Linked DNA regions of Homo sapiens: region 1 is linked to region 2. A link is an interaction called in ENCODE POLR2A ChIA-PET data of the cell type or tissue named here. Cell type or tissue: Panc1. All regions are shown on one strand. Each heading gives the region's core, and the rest is flanking DNA. Links, peaks and the distances in the headings are about the cores only. Region 1 overlaps INTS4 (integrator complex subunit 4). Region 2 overlaps INTS4 (integrator complex subunit 4).

Region 1 (11,008 bases), core at 902-8,901, 68 kb after region 2:
CCTGCAGCAGAGCCTTGAAAGAGTGTATAGTCTTCAGCACTTGGACCCTCAGGGAGCCCAGGAGCTGCTGGAATTCACCATCAGGTAGGGTAATCATCCCTTCATCTGACAGAGTTAGTGCTGTTACACTCAGCTTGACTGTTCTGAATTCTGGTGTTGGTTACTAGGCTTGATATTCTGACTTTATTGGTCTACATTCACACACGGTTTTATGGTCTGTTTATATTTGGATTAGATTGTGGTTTGAACATATTTTTTAAAAGAGCTCTTTATATTCATGACTCGATTGATGATTAGTACACAACAGAAATAGTTACAAAGAACCTGTTTTTAGTTTTTTAATTTTATATATTAGGATGAGTGACCAAAATGCAAAGTAACAGTGGCTAAAACAGGAGCAAAGTTTAATTCTTTCTCATAGGCAGGACAGGGCTGAGATGACCATCAGGGATCTAGGCTTGCTCTTTTTTTTTTTTTTTTTTTTTTTTGAGACAGGGTCTCACCCTGTCACCCAGGCTGGAGTGCAGTGGCATAATATCAGCTCACTGCAAGTGATTCTCCCACTTCAGCCTCCCAAGTAGCTGGGACCACAGGCATATGCCACCACACCTGGCTAATTTTGGCTTTTTTTTTTTTGTAGAGTCGAGGTTTCACCATGGTGGCCAGGCTGGTCTCAAACTCCTGAGCTCAAGTGATCCTCCCGCCTCGGCCTCCCAAAGTGCTGGAATTACAGGCGTGAGCCACTGTGCCCGGCCTAGGCTCATTCTTTCTTCTGTCTTCATCTTCTGCATCAAGCAGCCTCTGCTTAACAATTCAGATCTAACTGTGCCCCCTGTATTCCATCCTGTGGGGAAAAGGAAACAGGAAGAGAAAGGTATCATCTCCACCCTGTGGTTTGTTTAAAGACACTTCCCAAAAGTTGTACACTCTAATTTTACTTGCATTCCATTGACTAGAACTTAAGTCACATGGCCATCTCTCACTTCAAGGAGCGAGGACATGCAGTCTTTATTCTGGGTGACTAATGCCTGGTTTACATGCGATGACTCTAATACTCAGGAAGAATGGGAGAAAGATATTGGGGAACAACCAAAAGGCTCTGCCAGACCTTCCTCAAAATGGCCTGAATGATATGAAAAAAATTTAAACTCATTTGCTTTTAGCAAAAGCAGTATTGTTTGCTCTTAAAAGATTAAAAAATTATATCTTTGAGGAGCAAACAGTACTGCTTTTGCTAAAAGCAAATGAGTTTAAATTCTTTATTGTTTGCTCTTAAAAGAGAAAAATATTATATCGGCCAGGTGCAGTGGCTCATGCCTGTAATCCCAGCACTTTGGGAGACTGAGGCGGGAGGATCACTTGAGGCTAGGAGTTCAAGACCAGCCCCGTTGAGTGAAACCCCATCTCTACTAAAAATACAAAAATTAGCCAGGTGTGGTGGCACGCGCCTGTAATCCCAGCTACTTGGGAGATTGAGGCACAAGGATCGCTTGAACTCGGGAGGCAGAGCTTGCAGTGAGCCAGGATTGCGCCACTGCACTCCAGTCTGGGCAACAGAGTGAGACTCCATCTCAAAAAAAAAAAAGAAAGAAGGAAAAATATTATATTATATAATTTGTATCTTAGTTGAGATCTCTTTTGATCTGCCCGGAAGAGTATTTGGTACCAGCCACATTCAATTAATAATTTTTAGTGGATGATTTCATTCCATACACTAAGAAACAAGCTCTGTGCTAGATACAGATCAGCTAGCTAGGATTCTGCCCTTAGAGAGCCCATGTAGACAAGATGGATATAGACAAAGACTTATGATGGTGGATAACAGCGCTTTGTACTTTGTTCATGCTTTCCTGTCCATTATTGCATCTTAACATGTTATAAAGCCAGCCAACTGAACCATCCTCCAAGTTATGTTTTCCCATTATATTAGGTCATTCATTCACTTAGCAGCATTAACTATTTGTTTATTCTAATAAGCCAGTTGCTGAGGGTAGAGAGAAATAAGAAATGACATTTGTTCTTAAGGTACTCACTGTTTATTACAGGACCCAGAAATCATCAATTTGATAAATGATACAGTGAAGAGAAGCATAGATGCTGTGGAAAAACAGATGAAAGTCCCCGACCCATCACGGTAGTGGTGGTGAGGGATGCTTCACAAAGGAGAAGATCCTTTAGCTAGTATGAAATGATAACTGAGCATGTCAGTTTCGTAGTCCATGTGCAGAAGACAGTTCCAACTTCAGCAGACATTAGAAGAGCTGGGAGACCTGAGGGAGAACAGCCTCCCAGAACTGCAGTGGTGTAGTATAGTGATTGAGTGAATGGAGCTTTGAGGGCAGACTCATTTTGTTTAACGTCTGAGCTAATACAGTCATGCACTGAATAACAACGTTGTGGTGGTCCCATGATTATATTTTTACTGTACCTTTTTGATGTTTAGATATACAGATATTTACCATTGTTTACCATATTTACCAATATTTACCATTGTAACCAGTGTTACAGTTGCCTACAGTCTTTAGTACAGTAACATGCTGTACAGATTTGTAGCCTAGGAGCAACAGACTATACCATATAGCCTAGGTGTGTAGTAGGCTATACCATTTAGATTTGTGTAAATATACTCTATGATGTTTGTGAGACAAAATCACATAACAGTGTATGTCTCAGAATGTATCTCCATCGTTAAACAACACATGACTTGTAGTTGTTTGATCTTAGTCAAGTTTATTGCTCAGGGTTCATTTGCAGAAAACAAAAGAGGCTTTTAACTAATTTAAGCAGAAAGAAATTTATTACAGAATGTTACATGGCTCACAGAGTTGTTGGGAAGGCTAAAGAAACAGACTAGGTGGAATATCCAGGAATGATTTCCAGAGCCACACAATGAGTGGGCCACCAAGGAGGCTGATGTTCCTGCTATGATCAGGAAAGCTGCCTATTGAGTCAGGATGCTACCAATAAAGCTGCTGGCTCCAGAACCATGTCTTGCATTCTGCCTTTCTTCCCACTTAACATTATTCCCTATGCAAAACTCATGCGAATGTGTTTGATTGACTGATAATAAATCATGTCTGGAACCTAGCTCAAGGGAATCTGAGAAATGCAGTTTTTAACTTTGCAGCTTATGTAGTCTAGGAAGATACAGTAGATGAAGATAGGAATACCACGAGTGAGTGAGCCAAATCCAGTATATGCCATAAGTACCAACTGCTGTTAGCTCCAGTTTACTCACCTGGGGGACTTGGTGACTTGCTGGGTGCAGGGGTGGGAGTGAGGAACTGAGAGATAAATGGGTGGTCTGATACTCTAGTAATCCAATAAAAAGTTGAGGGTGTCCTGGGCTCCCCTGGGAGTGCCGTGGGCTTGGGCTGGACAGGTCGTGGGGAGAATGCTGGGTAGGTGGGTGCAGCTGCAGCCACAGGAGAGCCAGAGTGTGCAGCATGTGTCCAGCGTGAGCCTCCTGAGCTTCCACCTGGGTCACTTAGTCTTTGTGCCCCTGGGAAGCCTCTAGAAGCCACACAGAGGCCCATAGCAACTCTCATGCCCTGGAGGGTCTCACCAGCCACTCCAGTGATGGGCCCCCCAGTAGCTCTGGGACCCAAGCAGGGATGATTCACAAAGTCCCTACCTAGCACAGGCCTTCACAGTTCAACAAGAAAATCCTACTGTTGACTGGATTTTTAAAAATCAGTGGAGGAGATCACACTAGAAATGATAGATACTGCAAGAAACAAAGCTTGAGTGAAAGCTTGTTACCGTAATGAATGGACTCACACATATCACTGCTTTGCAGTGATAGCATCAGCCAAAAGGGCTGCAGAACATGAATCGTTAACAAGTTGAAATATGTCAAAGATGGCTGTGTGGTGTGAAGAAGCTGCATTAGCTGCACAGGCTAAGCCTAAATGATATTCCAAATGGCAGAGTGTTCACCTGAATACCATCACTGTAATCAGTAACAATAAAAGATAGGGAAAACTGAATTATTTTTTAGGTTGAAATGATTTTAGCATGGCAGTTTGTTCTCTTGCCACTGTACATTGAATCATATACTTGATATTTATTGTGTGCCTGTGATGTGCCAGTAACAGTACTCTAAACTAGGAGTCCCCAGACTACAGCCTGTGGACCAAAGCTGGCCTGTTGCCTGCTTTTGTATGTAAGATCTGATTGAAGCACACCCACGCTCATTTGTTTAGGTATTGTCTATAGTTGCTTTCATGCTACAATCACAGAGTTGAGTAGTTGCCACAGAGACCATACGGCCTGTAAAAGCTAACATATTTACTATTTGACCTTTTACAGAAAAAATTTGCTGACCCTGCTGTAAGCTCTGGGCAGTCCACAGCTCTGTAAGCGGAGATTCCAGTCCTTTCTATACCTCTTGTGAAGCGATTTCTCTTCTCCCTCAACAAAGTGTTTAGTTTTGGAGGCCACTGAATGAGGTTGTTGGCCCTGAGCCCAGTAAAATACAGTCTACTTCCTGACTCATCCCCACCTAAATAAACATTTAGATTTTGTCCTTGACAGTTTTATCCTGTTGGCACTAAAGCAAGTGCAAAAGGCACAAAAGCTAGCCAATTTGGTGATCAGCTGCAGTGCTGGCTCTTAGAAGGTACTCGCCTTCATGGTCTGGGTTTCCTGAGATGATAGTCTTGCTAGGCAGTGGCCGGCCAGATCACTGTCCTAAGTTTGGGGCTCTGTGTTTCTAGCTTGAGTGTGTATTCAGGAGCATAGGCAGGATGGTGAAAAATCTGGAAAGGGAAGCAGATGGACCATAGCACTGAGGGCACCTGCGATGTTTTACAACCATCATTGCAGACATGAAGTAATTTGCTAAGAAGAGGCAGAAGCAGGATTTGAGTTCAGCTTTGTCAACTCTAAAATCCATATTCTGTGATGTGCAGTGATTTACAGGGGATTCCTGTATCACATGAGATTAGATCAGTTGACCCCTGGGGTTCTCCACAACTTACACTTTCTGAGTTGTTATGGAGTGAAATGTTAGCCTTTCATACAGAAGGTTCTCTGATGAGGACTGGAGCCATGTATTTGTTAGTATGAGTGTAAAACAAATTTCACTGTCATACACAGTGCCCTGTTTTGTAATCCAAACAGCCATTTAACCCAATGAAGATCTCACCTATGAGCCAGATGCTGTGGCTTGCACCTGTAGAACTGTTGCGAAGATTATTGTAATGATATGTGGCAAAAGCATTTTGAGAATATCAGTTACATAGATAATAGTTGGACATTTATGGATGTTTGCTTTAAAATTTAAACTAACTGGCTGGGCACAGTGGCTCATGCCTGTAATCCCAACACTTTGGGAGGCCAAGGTGGGCGGATCACGAGCTCAGGAGATCGAGACCATCCTGGCTAACACGATGAAACCCCATCTCTACTAAAAATACAAAAAATTAGCCAGGCGTGGTGGCGGGTGCCTGTAGTCCCAGCTACTCGGGAGGCTGAGGCAGGAGAATGGTGCGAACCTGGGAGGCAGAACTTGTGCTGAGCAGAGATCACGCCACTGCACTCCAGCCTGGGCGACAGAGTGAGACTCCATCTCAAAAAAAAAAAAAAAAAAAAAATTTAAACTAACTGGCTTATTTAACATACTGGACATGTTCTTGACATTTTGTAACTAAATCAAATTTTATAAATGTAATCATGTTTAAACTCACTAGCAGGCAGGGTTGAAGGGGATTGTCTTTTAAGGAATGCTGCAGTCATTTGTCTGCTATTTCTCAGTATGAATAGTGACCTCCTGTTTTTCAAAGTTTACATTTTTGTGTTAAGTCCATGAAAGTGCTGTTGCTATACACAGTGTTGTTTCAGGAACCATATCACCTTAGAAGTGTTCCATAATAGAGAATTGTTCTTTTGGAGTAAAATAGCTCATTATTACCTGAAACAGAAGGGGCTTCATTTATCAGAGATAGAAAGAAATATACTACTTTTCTGATGGGAATTCTTTTACACACTAACCAATGAAGAACATGGGATTTTTTAGTTGAATTATTTAAAATCCTCTTTTTGCGTTGAAACTTTTATTGTCTTTTAGGTAGAGCACCTATTGTGTAGTATTGGAACTGGTCTCGTAATTAAAGAGTAGAAATACACGTTTGTAATCTGTCATCATCTAGGTGCAGGAATAAAGATCGCGTTTTAGAGGTCACCAAGACTTTGTGTTTATTTTGTATTTCCTAACATTCCTTTTTGCTCTACTAAGCTACTAAGAGACATTAATTATAAATTTGATTTTTAGAGATTCTAAGAGATTGAAAAAAATAAACTACATTTGATTTGCACATCCAGAATCTTTTTGACTATCTTTAATAGTGATTTAAATAATTAATTCAGCCTATTGTGTAAACTTAAAAAGAATCACTATATGTAAATGTGTTTACACATAGTGGCATAGTGGCATCATATAGATTGCTAATGTGTGTGTTCCTGGGAGGAACTGTTTTGCTCTGCCTGATAGCATCTAAAGAAAAGTGGCCCAGTGTATCCAGCTGTTTTTTTTTTTTTTTGGAGATGGAGTCTCCCTCTGTCGTTCAGGCTGGAGTGCAGTGGTGCAATCTCGGTTCACGGCAACCTCTGCCTCCCAGGTTCAAGCAATTCTCCTGCCCCAGCATCCTGAATAGCTGGGACTACAGGCGCACTCCACCACACCTGGCTAATTTTTTGTATTTTAGTAGAGATGGGGTATCACCGTGTTGCCCAGGCTGGTCTCGAACTCCTGAGCTCAGGCAATCCACCCACCTTGGCCTCCTAAAGTGCTAGGATTACAGGTGTGAGCCACCGCGCCTAGCCGTATCTAGTTTTAAATTAGTTTTGGTCTCATCTGTGTTTGATGTAATTAATAAATAAATGAAAAGAGTTTAATAGCAAATAAATAAATGAGATGCAATATGATATGGTTAAAAAAATACTTTTGGAGTCAGAGCTGACTCTGTCTAGTTCATGTCCTGTTTTGTTGTTTATTCTGTGACCTTAGGCAAGCCACTTAAATTTTGATCTTTAGTTTCCTGTTCAGTGAAATAGGATTAATTGCAATTCATATTGTGAGGATTAAGTGAGCTCAAGTAAGGAAACAGCCAGCACAGTACAGTGCACATAGAATGTGCTCAGTTTACCTTTCTCATTAGAGCCCATAGTCTCCTGATGGATGTCTAGACTGAGGCTTCCTGAGAATTGTGAGCATAAAGAGATAAAGAGAGGTAACACTGGGACACAGGATTTTTCCCAGAGCTAACAAGTTTCCATTTTTGTTTGTACAGAAGTTCAGATTTCTTATGGCTAATTGTGTTGGATTGGGTTACATCTTGTTTTGTGCACTTCAGAACAACTGCTACAATTCCGGGGCAGGGGAATAAAGTAACATTTGGAATCAGTTAGTTAATGTACAGTCAGTTGGTCTGTATTCTGTATAATTGTCATAGAAGGCAGAATCTTCCTGGAGAGGAAACACAAATGCTTCTGAAGTAGAATACTTCAGGGCTGTCTCTTGCAAGAGAAAAATCAGAGAAGCGAAAGGAAGAGACCATCTGGCCACCAAACTCACACTTCACAGTTGGGCTTAGCTAGTCTATGGTCTTGGCTTTCATTGTGCTGGGTTCCCACACTTTGGGTAGGCCCTCCAGGACCAGTTCAAGCAACCCAAACGAATAAGAAGTGATATATATCATACATTAATTCTTCAATCACTTTGAGAGTAATTTACTCTTTGCCCCTTTGTAGGCATCTCCTTCTTGATGTCAAAGTCCCCAGGAGGCATCGTTAACTATCGTAACGTTACCTGCCGAGCATGAGATGGGAGGAAGTGTCATAGTCCAGTGGACGGTTTTTTCCAGGCTACTGTGAAACCTGATGTGTTATGCCGGCCCTGAAACAGACAGCTTCCCAAGTGACTCAGACCTTAAGGTTTCCCACAGTTTCCATTTCTATTCAGAATTTAATGTTGCTATTAAAAAGTAATGAGGCAGCTTTCTATGAATGCTGAGATGGTTAGGTAATACACAAACACACACACACTCACATTCCTCCCCTAAAAAAGAAGAAAGCAAAGAAAACCAGTACTTTTTGTAAATGCATGGCATATCTCAAAATTCAAAAGAAACTGGTAATAGTAGTTGCCTCTGGGAAGGTATACAGGGTGGCAGGGCTACAGGGCACAGGCGTAGGAAGGGGGACTAATTTAATTTAATTTAATTGTATATCCTTTGAAAGCTATACCTTAAGTATGTATTAACTATTCAAAAAAACTAAATTTTTTTTTTAAAGAAACATTTTCTCTTTTTATTATACTTTAAGTTTTAGGGTACATGTGCACAATGTGCAGGTTAGTTACATATGTATACATGTGCCATGTTGGTGTGCTGCACCCATTAACTCACCATTTAGCATTAGGTATATCTCCTAATGCTATCCCTCCCCCCTCCCCCACCCCACAACAGGCCCCGGGGTGTGATGTTCCCCTTCCTGTGTCCATGTGTTCTCATTGTTCAATTCCCACCTATGAGTGAGAACAGGCAGTGTTTGGTTTTTTGTCCTTGTGATAGTTTGCTGAGAACGATGGTTTCCAGCTTCATCCATGTCCCTACAAAGGACATGAACTCATCATTTTTTATGGCTGCATAGTATTCCATGGTGTATATATGCCACATTTTCTTAATCCAGTCTATCATTGTTGGACATTTGGCTTGGTTCCAAGTCTTTGCTATTGTGAATAGTGCCACAATAAACATATGCGTGCATGTGTCTTTATAGCAGCATGATTTATAATCCTTTGGGTATATACCCAGTAATGGGATGGCTGGGTCAAATGATATTTCTAGTTCTAGATCCCTGAGGAATTGCCACACTGACTTCCACAATGGTTGAACTAGTTTACAGTCCCACCAACAGTGTAAAAGTGTTCCTATTTCTCCACATCCTCTCCAGCACGTGTTGATTCCTGACTTTTTAATGATAGCCATTCTAACTGGTGTGAGATGGTATCTCACTGTGGTTTTGATTTGCATTTCTCTGATGGCCAGTGATGATGAGCATTTTTTCATGTGTCTTTTGGCTGCATAAATATGAAAACTAAATGTTTTAAATCACCAATAATTCTAGCACAACTATTTTATTTGTGTATGACACTTTCTAATTTCTTACTATAGGCAGATATGTTTTCATATGGTTACAGTCATTGTGTCTATACTTATATCCAGTTAGGATGCTTTTCACAAGCTAGCTTATAATGGCTATTTATTTCCTGCTATGATCTGAAAGTTTATGTCTCCCCCAAATTCATATACTGCAATCCTAACCCCAAGGTGATGTTATGAGGAAGTGAGGTCTTTGGGAGGTGATTAGGTCATGAATGAGATTAATAACCTTTAAAAGAGGCCTAAGGGAGCTCGTTTGTGACTTCCACCATATGAAGATACATGTAGAAGGTGCAACCTATGAGGAAATGAGCCCTCACTAGAAACCAAATCTGTAGGTGTCTTGATTTTGGACTTCCCAGCCTATACAACTGTGAGAAATAAATTTCGGTTGTTTATAACCCACCCAGTCTATGATATTTTGTTATAGCAGTTGCATGACTAAGATATTTTTCCAGATGTCCAGAAATTGGAGATATGGTATGATTAAGTGGCTTATTTATATCATTGAGGACCTAGTTTCTCTATTTCTCTTTGGACTTTTCTTGTCTTCAGCATTGGCTTTATCTTAAGGGTTTTTCCCTTAGAGTTACAGTATGCTGCTAATGGCAATCAGGGCTATAAACATCCTTGCCCAGTCCGGCGAGAGACAGACAGACACACCAATTTGTTGTAAGCATGGAATAAAGTACTTTCAACTGAACTGATAAGGTCAACTCAGGTCACATATCCAGACAGACAATGTGCACTAATTGGCTTAGTTCAATCAGATACTACTTGGAATTGGGCTTGGGGACATGTTCCCTTGAACAAAATCAGAGTTCAATTAGTAATAAAGAAGTGGAGAATGGCTAACTGGACAGGCAACCAACAGTGTCTACCATAATACCTTTTAAAAAATAATGTTTTTTTCTGATACAAAAAAATACTTGTTCATTGTCTTAAAAACTCGGAAAATAAAGCATAGTTGGGAGAAGGTACTAAAGAGCACCCTATTACCATTATCCAGAAAACCACCTCAATGTATTTTTCTCCTCTATATAGTTTTTACATAGTTGAGATCATACACCTTATTAACCATTCCATATTTTAATGGCTACAAAATATTTACTTGGGCCGGGGGCGGTGGCTCACGCCTGTAATCCCAGCACTATGAGAGGCCGAGGCAGGCAGATCACGAGGTCAGGAGCTTGAGACCAGCCTGGCCAACATGGTGAAACCCTGTCTCTACTAAAAATACAAAAATTAGCTGGGTGTGCTGGTGTGCGTCTGCAATCCCAGCTAGTCAGGAGGCTAAGGCAGGAGAATCGCTTGAACCCAGGAGACAGAGGTTGCAGTGAGTCGAGATCACGCCACTGTACTCCAGTCTGGGCAACAGAGCGAGACTCCACCTCAAAAAAAAAAAAAAAAGATGGATGCAGCAAACCATCATGACGCGTGTATACCTATGTAACAAACCTGCACGTTCTGCACATGTACCCCAGAACTTAAAGTATAATAAAAAAAAATTTACTTGATTGGATGCATCATAATTTACTCAATATTTTTTTCACCATTGAATAAGTAGCTACTGAGTTTTTACTATAATAGTCCACATAACAATGAATATTATGACCCATAAAGCATTTCATTTCTGTTGAATATTTCTCTTAGTATACTTTTCAGTGTAAAGCTATGAATCAAACATTTTACCATATATGTGCCTTTATAACAGTACGGTTTTGCTTTCCAAAAGGGTTACATCAGCTTAAACTACTATCACAGTGTGAGTGAACCAATTTTATTATAACCACTCCAGCATTCAGTGTCGTCATTTAAAAATGTATGACTGTTTACTAGGTATA
Region 2 (11,008 bases), core at 1,589-9,588:
TCCTGAGCTCAAGCAACCCTCCTGCTTGGCCCTCCCAAAGGATTGGGATTACAGACGTGAGCTACCACATCTGACCAAAATCAGGATTTCTGTTCTCAAGAAGTTTTCGATCTCTCAGTGATCTATTTTCCGTTAGTCTTTTTCTTAGCAATATCTACCATTATTATTATATTAAAGATCTGTTACCAATAATCATCTATAATAATACTTCTTAGAGCAGTTAACATTATATTGCTTGTTAGAGTTTGAAAGCACTTTCCATATGTAATATTTTATTTAATCCTGGTGACAGCACCATTGTTATCTCTAAATTCCAGATATGGAACTAAGCTTAGAGCTGTTTAGTATCCAAGGTCACCCAGCTAGTAAATGGAAGGTATGGATTTGAACTTGGGTTTTTTTTTTAAAAAACCTTTTGTTATGGAACATTTCAGATATATACTATGTAAGTAAAGAGAATAGTTTAATTAATTCCCATGTACCCATTACCTGGCTTCAAAAATTATCATTTTGTGGCCAAACTTGTTTCATTTTCCCTCTTCCCCAATCCACTTCTACTTCTTTACCCTCACCTTCTCCACCAGATTCTTATGAAAATAAATTCCTGGCATCATATTATTTTAATCATAAATTTTGATTTATATCTTTAAGTGGTGAAGACTCTTTTTTTATTATTATACTTTAGGTTCTAGGGCACATGTGCACAACGTGCAGGTTTGTTACATGTGTATACATGTGCCATGTTGGCTTGCTGCACCCATTAACTCATCATTTACTTTAGGTATTTCTCCTAATGCTATCCCTCCCCCAGCCCCCCACTCCCCAACAGGCCCCGGTGTGTGATGTTTCCCGCCCTGTGTCCAAGTGTTCTCACTGTTCAATTCCCACCTATGAGTGAGAACATGCGGTGTTTGGTTTTCTGTCCTTGTGATAGTTTGCTGAGAAGGATGGTTTTCAGCTTCATCCATTTCCCTGCGAAGGACATGAACGCATCCTTTTTTATGGCTGCATAGTATTCCATGGTGTATATGTGCCACATTTTCTTAATCCAGTCTATCGTTGGTGGACATTTGGGTTACTTCCAAGTCTTTGCTCTTGTGAATAGTGCCGCAATAAACATACGTGCACATGTATCTTTATAGTAGCATGATTTATAATCCTTTGGGTATATACCCAGTAATGGGATTGCTGGGTCAAATGGTATTTCTAGTTCTAGATCCTTGAGGAATTGCCGCACTCTCTTCCACAATGGTTGAACTAATTTACACTCCCAACAGTGTAAAAGTGTTCCTATTTCTCCACATCCTCTCCAGCATCTGTTGTTGCCTGACTTTTTAATGATTGCCATTCTAACTGATGTGAGATGGTATCTCATTGTGGTTTTGATTTGCATTTCTCTGATGACCAGTGATGGTGAGCATTTTTTCATGTGTCTGTTGGCTGCATAAATGTGGCGAAGACTCTTAAAAAACATAATCTTTTGTCATGTCTAAAAGCAAAATTTAACTCAGGTGTTCTGATGTCAGATCTCAAGCACTTTAACCAGTCCATGCTGCATGCATTAATCAAGTGGACCCTAGCTCCTAAGGAAATGAGGAGGGATGCCAGATGGACCCAGTTCTAGATTGTTGACCATAGTGTTTTTTACCCTTTCTTCTGTTCTATCCAGAAATGTGGTATTTTATGTTAATATTTTAGTGGATAAAACTACTCTGGCTTCTGCTTTTTCCTACTTTTTTTTTGTGATCAGGCATTAGTATCTGAACTTATTTCACATGATTGATTCTTCACTTATGCTACTGTGCTAGTAGCTATGGAGGATGCAGAGCTGTGAGATATGTTCTTTGTCCTTTAGGGGCTAGCAGTGTAGTCGGCAGACCATATATGTAGTATGTAGATAGTAAGTGCTAAAGTTTTCCATTTGCTTATTTTTTCATTTGCTCAGCATGTCTGAATACTTACTCTGTGCCAGGCTTTGTGCTTCATGTTGGTAATAGAGATGTAGATGATGTAATCCCTGATCTGAGTCTTGAGTAAATAAGAAATGAATTAATAACAATACAGTGTTTCAGGTCTTATGAAATCTGGGGTAGGTTATGATATGGCCTCAAAGAAGGGGGCGATTAATTATTGGAAGCAGGGATCCAGAAATGCATTATAGAGTGGTAGCGATGCTTGAGAAAAGTCCTAGAAATAGATTTTGGCCAGTTGGAAGACAGGGGGAAAGACATTTTAGTTGTGAGCAACCGTGAACATGGGCATGGAGATGTGAGACAGGCTATCACATTAGAAGAAATGCAGCTAGTTTGGCTGGTGCAGATTTTAGGTTGGGAGCTCATCAAGAGATAAGACCAGAAGATTTGGAAGGCATCTGATTCTAAAGGGCCTTGTATTCTACCTTGTCAGTTTTTGTTTTAGAAATGTCACTCTGAGGGGAAGTATGGAGGATAAAGGAATTGGATGGACTGGAGTTAGAGTGACCAATTAGAAGACTGTAAGTTTGGGGAAAGGTGATGAAAGCCTGAACCAAGACAGTTTTAATGGTCAGAAGAAACAATTATTAGAGAAGGCTTCCCTGGAGGTAATTCTGTTTTTAGCTCAGGTGTGAAGGAGATCATTTATGTGTCATAGTAGAAGGAGTGCTAAGGGATTATTTCAGAAAGTAAAAGAACTTGAGTAAAGTATCCAAATGGATAAGGAATGTCACTAGGTCAGATGCTCTCTTATCTGCTTTTTTTTTTTTTTCATTTACATTTATTTTCTTTTCCCCCCCTTTTTTCCCTTTTTTTTCCTAACAAGGTCTCACTCCAGGCTGGAGTGCAGTGGTGCTATCATGGTTCACTGAAACCTCCACCTCCCAGGCTTATGCAATCCTCTCACCTCAGCCTCCTAAGTAGCTGGAACTATAGGCATGTGCCACCATGCCTGGCTAATCATTTCTTAATTGTGGTAACAATTAAAATTTATTATCTTAACCATTTTAAGTGTGCAGTTCATGTGTGTTAAGTACATTCATATTGTTATGCAGCCATCACCACCATCCATCTCCAGAACTCTTTTCATCTTGTAAAACTGAAACTCTTTCCCCATTAAACAGTAATCCTCCATCACCCCCACCTCCAGCCCCTGGCAACCACCATCTACCTTTTTTTTTTTTTCATTTTTTGACACAGAGTCTCACTCTGTCACCCAGGCTGGAGTGCAGTGGCGTGATCTCAGCTCACTGCAACTTCTGCCTCCTGTGTTCAAGTGATTCTCCTGCCTCGGCCTCCCGAGTAGCTGGGACTATAGGCGTGCACCACCATGCCTGCCTAATTTTTGTATTTTTGGTAGAGACAGGGTTTTGCCATGTTGGTCAGTCTGGTCTCAAACTTCCTGACGTAGGGTGATCTGCCTGCCTTGGCCTCCCAAGGTGTTGGGATTACAGATGTGAGCCACTGTGCCCGGTCTCATTCTACATTTTGTCTCCGTGATTTCAACTGCTCTAAGTACCTCATATAAGTGGAATTATAAAGTATTTGTCTTTTTGTGCCTGGCTTTTTTCACTTAGCATAATATCCTCTAGGTTTATCCATGTGTTAGGCTATGTCAGAATTTCCTTCTTTTTTAAGGCTAAATAATATTCCATTATGTGTATATACCATATTTTGCTTATCTTTTCATTTGCCAATGGATACTTGCATTGCTTCCACATTTTAGCTGTTGTGAATAATGCTGCTATGAACATATTTGTCCAAATATTTCTTCAAGACCCTGCTTTAAATTTTTTTGAGTATATACCCAAAAGTGGAATTGCTGGATCATATGTAATTCTATTATTAATTTTTTGAGGAGCCACCATACTGTTTTCCTACACTTGATCTTAGCCAAAAGGCCCAGAAGCGATTTCCATCATACTGTTTTCCACAGTGGCTTTGCTGTTTTACATCCCCACCAGCAGGTCACAAAGATTCTAATTTCTCTACATCCTCGCCAACACTTGTTTTCTGTTTTTTGATAGTAGCCATCTTAACGAGTATGAGATGGTGTCTCATTGTAGTTTTGATTTGCATTTCTGTAATGATTAGTGATGTTGAGCCTCTTTTCATGTGTTTATTTGGCCATTTGTATATCTTCTTTGGAGAAATGTCTATTCAAGTTCTTTGCCCAGTTTTGATTTGGGTTGTTTCTCTTGTTCAGTTTTGGAATTGTTAATATATTCTGTTACTAATTTCAAATCAAGAATCTAACTTTACAACTTAAAGAACTAGAAGAAGACTGGGGCATGGTGACTCACACGTGTAATCCCAGCACTTTGGGAGGCCTAGGCAGGAGCCCAGGAGTTCAAAACCAAACCGGCAACATAGTGAGACCCTGTCTCTATTATTTAACAAAACAAAACTAGAAAAACAGCAAACTAAACCCAAACTTAGTAGAAGGAAGAAAATAATAAAGATCAAGGAACTGTTATTTGACTGCTTACTATATGCCCATTTTTGTGCTAGTAATTTTCCTCTCAGTAGCCCTCTGAGGTTATTACCCCCATTTCACAGATAAGGCTCAGAGAGGTTAATTGTTTAAGACATACAGCTGTTGTGTAGTGAATCCAGGCTTCACACCTACATCTGGCTAATTTCAAAGCCCTTTCTCTTTCTGCTTCACTTCACACCTTAAGGTAAGTTCCCAAGAAAGTGACTTTTCTAAAGTTATGTGCATAATAAGTGGCATAGCATGCCAGGATTTTAGATCTTCCAACGCTGTATCTATTGCCCCTTCTCCTGCTTTAGGCCTCCTTATTGTGCCTGGTGACCTCCTTAGAAACTGAATATAGGAGGCAGGGAGTTGGTCTTATTTGAAAAGCACCTTATCCTTTGAGCATACACTTAAGTAATTTTGTCTTTAGTATAGAAAGATGATCTATTCTCAGCACTGGTTAGGTACTTTTTTTCCTCTCATTTCACATATATTTATTGATCTTTTCAGTGTCAGGTATTGTGCTATATTCTTGAGATATGGCAGTGAACAAGAGAGCATTCCTGTTTGTCTTTGGAGGAAATTTCTCACCACAGGAATTTTGGTGCCCATTAGAGACCACCTCCCTCTCTCTAAGCTAAAACAGCCAGACTATTTCTTTGTCAGTCTCCCCTGCAGCTGGGGCCCAGGCACAAGACTTACACTCAGACAGTCACACTTGCCTCCTCCAGACTTCTAATCAGGATCTGGTGATTCAAAAAAGCAGGTAGGGCTGAGCGTGGTGGCTCACACCTGTAATTCCAGCATTTTGGGAAGCCAAGGCAGGAGGATTGCTTGAGCTCAGGAGTTTGAGACCAACTTGGGCAACAAAGCAAAAGCTCATCTCTACTAAAAATTAAAAAAAAGTAGCCAGGTGTGGTAGCATGTATCTGTAGTCCCAGCTACTTGGGAGGCTGAGGTTGGAGGTTCACTTGAGCTCAGGAGGTCAAGGCTCTAGTTAGCCATGATGGCGCCACTGCACTCTGACCTGGGAGACAGTGAGACCCTGTTTCAAAAAAAAAAAAAAAAAAAGACAGGTAGAATGAAAGATTCTTTCTGGTGATAGCAGTGGTAGCTGCAACACTCACTTTCCAGGGACTCCAAAAGCAGTGGTACTGGCAGCAATGTTGTATACCCAGTTGTTGGTGCAAGTTGCTCTGACTTGTGTCTAACATGACTACTCAGTGGAGGTCAGGTGCTTTTAATGCCAGTGGCACGTTTTTTATTAGAAGATAATGACATCAGAATGGCATAGAAAAGTTCTCATTCACTTTGCAGTATTTGGATGTAATGTATCAACTGAGAAAGCTGTCTCCCCGGCAGAGGTTGCATTGAGCCAAGATCACGCACTGCACTCCAGGCTGGGCAACAGATTAAAACTCCATCTCAAAAATAAATAAATAAATAAATAAATAAATAAATAAATAAAAGAAAGCTGTCTCTCCAGAAGTATATAAAATTAATTTTTCAGAAATGATGCCATAGAATACTTGGATCATTGAATCTCTTTTGGGATGTTAGTTTTCCATGTTCCTGTTTGTTGGTTAGCTAAGTGTAAAGCATCAAAGTGACAATTGCTTCTTTTTTTCCAGGAGAATGATCCATCTGTGAGACTGAAAATTGCATCATTGTTGGGTTTATTATCAAAGACAGCAGGATTTTCACCAGACTGCATTATGGATGATGCCATCAACATCCTGCAGAATGAAAGTAAGTTGCAATTTAAAAGCTCTATAGTCAGAGCAGAAATATTTAGTTCTTTTTGTATAGAATTTAGGACAAAATTTTGTTGTGTTGATTGTTATTGAAGAGGAATTTGAGGATAATTTAATGAAACCATATATACATATTTACATTAGAGTAGAAATACAGTTTTATCTCTTAATAGCTGTCATTTATTGGCCAGGTACCTACCATATATTTGAGGTAGTTTACATATGATATAGACATTATTGTCCCTTTTTTTTTTTTTTTTTTTGCTTGTTTGTTTTTTGTTTTGAGGCAGGGCCTTGATATATTGAGCAGCCTGACTCCAGGCTGGAGTCCAGAAGTCCAAACATGTTAATGACCCTTGCTATATATTACCCTATTGCTTTCTAAAAGGATTATTTCAGCTTACACTGAAACCTGTAACTGAACATACAGTACTCGTTCCATCAAGAAACTTTTTTTTTTTTTAACGGAGTCTCGCTCTGTCTCCCAGGCTGGAGTGCAGTGGCACGATCTCGGCTCACTGCAAGCTCTGCCTCCCGGGTTCACGTCATTCTCCTGCCTCAGCCTCCCAAGTAGCTGGGACTACAGGTGCCTGCCACCACGCCCTGGCTGATTTTTTTTGTATTTTTAGTAGAGACAGGGTTTCACCATGTTAGCCATGATGGTCTTGATCTCCTGACCTTGTGATCCACCCACTTCAGCCTCCCAAAGTGCTGGAATTACAGGCGTGAGCCACTGTGCCCGGCCAAGACACATTTTTAAAAGCACTAAAACAGGCTAGGCACAGGTTAGGCTAGGCCTGTAATACCAAAACTTTGGGAGGTCGAGGTGGGAGGATCCCTTGAGCCCAGGAATTTGAGACCAGTCTGGGCAACATAATTAGATCTTGTCTCTACAAAATATTAAAAAATTAGCCAAACATGGTTGCTCACACCTTTATCCCAGCTGCTTGGGAGGCTAAAATGTGAGGACTTCTTGGGCCTAGGAGATTGAGGCTGCAGTGAGCCATGATCATGCCACTGCATTTCAGCCTGGGTGACAGAGCGAGACGCTGTCTCAAAAAATAAATTAAAATAAAAAAATAAATACAAGCACCAAAACAATAGCATTGCTTCAGTACAGAAGTATCATTTTTTCCCATGGAAAATTCTTATGGTAGCTACATGAGAGGTGACATTTTAAGGATAACTAGGTGTTCAGTGGGGAGTGGGGTCAAGAATGGAGTCAGGTGTGGGGGAAGGCATTCTACTTAGAGAAGTTAGCCTGAGCAAAGATAGGGGGCATGTAATTATAAGTAGTTGGAAAAAAGAGTGTTAAAGGAGACCTGAAAAAGATGAAGCTAGAAAGATAGGCAAGGGTAGACAACATGGAAGGCCTGGTATGTATGTATTATATGCCTTCTAGGATATTTGGACTTTATCTTGAAGGCAATGGAAAACTTTTTTTTTTTTCTGTTTCTTCTTTTTTTTTTTTTTTTTGAGATGGAGTCTTGCTCTGTCGCCTAGGCTGGAGTGCAGTGGAGCGATCTCGGCTCACTGCAACCTCCGCCTCCCGGGTTCAAGCGATTCTCCTGCCTCAGCCTCCTGAGTAGCTGGGATTACAGGCACGTGCCACCATGCCTGGCTATTTTTTGTGTTTTTAGTAGAGATGGTGTTTCACCATGTTGGTCAGGCTGGTCTCGAATTCCTGACCTCATGATCTGCCCGCCTCAGCCTCCCAAAGTGCTGGGATTACAGGCATAAGCCACCACCGTGCCTGGCCTTTTTTTTTTTTTTCTGTTTCTTAGTGTGAAAAAACTCTTGAATCAGTCAAGCACTAAACATTTTTGGAGCACACTATGTATATAGAACTGTACTCTATCCCGTGGAGGACTCAGACATTTAAACATGATCCCTTTAGGAACTTAGCTTTTAGTTGAGGGCATGAAGGATCACACAGTAGAACCCAGTTGACAAAAGTCTGTTTTTTTTTCTGTTTTTTTAGGACTGGGTCTCGCTCTGTTGCCCAGGCTGGAGTGCTGTGGCGCGATTACGGCTCACTGCTGCCTTGATCTCTGAGGCTCAAGCAGTCCTCCTACCTCGGCCTCCTAAGTAGCTGAGACTCTGGGCGCACACCACCTGGCTGACTCATTTTTTCAGATTTATTTTTGTAGAAACGGAGTCTCCCTATGTTGCCCAGGCTCGTCTTGAACTCCTGGGCTCAAGGGATTCTCCTGCCTAGGCTTCTCAAAGTGCTGGGATTACAGTTGTGAGTCACTGCGCCTAGCCAATCTACATTCTTTACCCAAGTAAATTAGTTTATATAGTTACCCCTTTCGAAATTCTACAAGCCAACTTTCTATCTCCCTCTCTAGAGTCTCATCAAGTCCTAGCTCAACTGCTGGATACTTTGCTTGCAATTGGCACTAAGCTACCAGAGAATCAAGCTATCCAAATGCGATTAGTTGATGTGGCCTGCAAGGTAAGAGTATAAAATCTATTCAGATCCATCCTAAACTGGTAACTGAGGACTGCTAAGGACCATTAATGGTTTTAGGAGCTGCCTTATTTTTTTCATCTCTTGGTGTTGGATTAGGAATAAAGTTAAGTACACTTGTTATAAAGTGTATTTCGTCATCCTTTCAAAACAAATGAAAATAATTACAGTACATAGTTACTGTGTATATTGTGCCTAATAATGCACTCTGCTTGTTATGGTGCTTTGTATTCAGTTTTTCATTTGGTCCTCACAATCCTTCAAGTAAGTACCGTTATTTCTCTTTTACAAAGGTGAAAATTAAGATTTATGGAGTCTGATTTGTCTAAGTTTGCACAGCTAGGAGGTTGCAGTACCAGGGTATAAACTGTATTTTTTCTGACCCCAAACTTGTTTTGTTTTTATTATGCCTTGTTGCTTCAATAAACAGACCAACTATACACAAGTAAATGTATGGGAAAAGTTTTGTACGTTCTTTTTTTCTGATTTTTAAATACATGTATTAATACATTAATTGTGCCTTTTGATTTAATTTGGAGGTTAATTAGCCTCTTTGTGTATACACAGCAACCCCTAGAACCCTGTAGAATTGATTTTACTTTGGATCTTTTTGATAACTTTGAGAATATAAAAAAGTCAAATGCATTTGAATTGTGTTAGAGTATTATATTCTTGAAATTAGAAAGCTATCTCAGAGATGCAGGAAAGATTACTTGATTTATCTTAAAACAACAGGCATACATAAAACCAAAAACACTTTGACAAGTACAATACTAAAAGCTTAAATAGGGCCAGGTGCGGTGGCTCACACCTATAATCCCAGCACTTTGGGAGGCAGAGGTGGGCGGATCATTTGACATCAGGAGTTTGAAACCAGCCTGACCAACATGGTGAAACCCCATCTCTACTAAAAATACAAAAAAAATTAGCCGGGCACGGTGATGCCTGCCTGTAATCCCAGCTACTAGGGAGGCTGAGGCAGGAGAATCGCTTGAACCTGCAAGACGGAGGTTATGTGAGTGGAGATTGAGCCACTGCACTCCAGTCTGGGTGATAGAGTGAGACTCTGTCTTTAAAAAAAAAAACAAAAAAACAAAAAAAACAGCTTAAATGGAAAAAACTAGGGATTATGTGTGTGGGAGAGTAAGTACGTCTCCCCTGTGAGAGGAAATATATATCTGTGAAGTTTGCTTCTGAGAGTTGTCATAATGAATGGGTTGTGATATCTGCAGTAACTGTTTCTTAAATCTGCTTTAAATATATTTTTAACTATAAGATTTTATATTATATACTTAAATATATTTTTTATTATAATAATTTGTACTCATAGAAAATTCGGAAAGATACTGAAAACTGTAAAGAAAAATGCATTCATAATTCAGTACCCAAAGGGAATCATTATTTGTCTTTTGATATATGGCTTTCTGATTTTTTTTCTGTATGCAAATCATTTGCCATTTTTTTTCTTTAAATACATTGCTGTAATCATATAATTTTGCTCCTTTTTTGCTAACATAAGTATTTTTCTTGTATGTGTTTTATAAACATAATTTGTAATGGCTGTGTGATATTGTGATATAATTTTGCTCCTTTTTTGCTAACATAAGTATTTTTCTTGTATGTGTTTTATAAATATAATTTGTAATAGCTGTGTGATATTGTGTCCAATAATTAAACCATACTTTTTACCTAACTATTCACCTATTACTGAATTTACATTGTAGCCATTTATTTAATTGGAAATAATACTGCAGGGCATATTGTTAGTCTAAAATATTTTCCGTATTTAAAATTATTTCTGAAACACAGACTATCAAAATAGAATTACTAAATTACTAATTGAAAACATTTAGAATTTATTTATTTTTATTTTTATTTTATTTTATTCTTTTTATTTCTTTTTTATTATACTTTAAGTTTTAGGGTACATGTGCACAACGTGCAGGTTAGTTACATATGTATACATGTGCCATGTTGGTGTGCTGTACCCATCAACTCGTAATTTAACATTAGGTATATCTCCAAATGCTATCCCTCCCCCCTTCCCCCACCCCACAACAGGCCCTGGTGTGTGATGTTCCCCTTCCTGTGTCCATGTGTTCTCATTGTTCAGGTCCCACCTATGAGTGAGAACATGTGGTGTTTGGTTTTTTGTCCTTGCAATAGTTTGCTGAGAATGATGGTTTCCAGCTTCATCCATGTCCCTACAAAGGACATGAACTCATCATTTTTTATGGCTGCATAGGATTCCATGGTGTATATGTGCCATATTTTCTTAATCCAGTCTATCATTGTTGGACATTTGGGTTGGTTCCAAGTCTTTGCTATT

What was found. ChIA-PET counts read pairs that join two places held together with the same protein. Peaks named below come from ENCODE experiments on the same cell type or tissue, not always from the same donor. Only the 100,000 strongest peaks of a DNase experiment are listed, where the experiment ranks them.
Region 1: POLR2A ChIA-PET joins it to region 2 with 12 read pairs; 8 of 35 experiments call an interaction of 5 or more read pairs at or near these places.

Annotation. Positions count from the first base shown.
Region 1 is chr11:77,907,897-77,918,904 of GRCh38, reverse strand. It overlaps INTS4 (integrator complex subunit 4), which reads left to right. Exons shown (of 23, transcript NM_033547.4): 15 at 1-84. Among named protein-coding and RNA genes, the nearest start is that of INTS4, 81 kb to the left of the region's middle. In Panc1, for the core only: no CTCF peak of the experiment used is centred there; a DNase peak (open chromatin) is centred at 4,477; H3K27ac peaks cover 270 bases.
Region 2 is chr11:77,976,652-77,987,659 of GRCh38, reverse strand. INTS4 (integrator complex subunit 4) reads left to right here. Exons shown (of 23, transcript NM_033547.4): 3 at 6,084-6,201; 4 at 8,558-8,664. Among named protein-coding and RNA genes, the nearest start is that of INTS4, 13 kb to the left of the region's middle. In Panc1, for the core only: no CTCF peak of the experiment used is centred there; no DNase peak of the experiment used is centred there.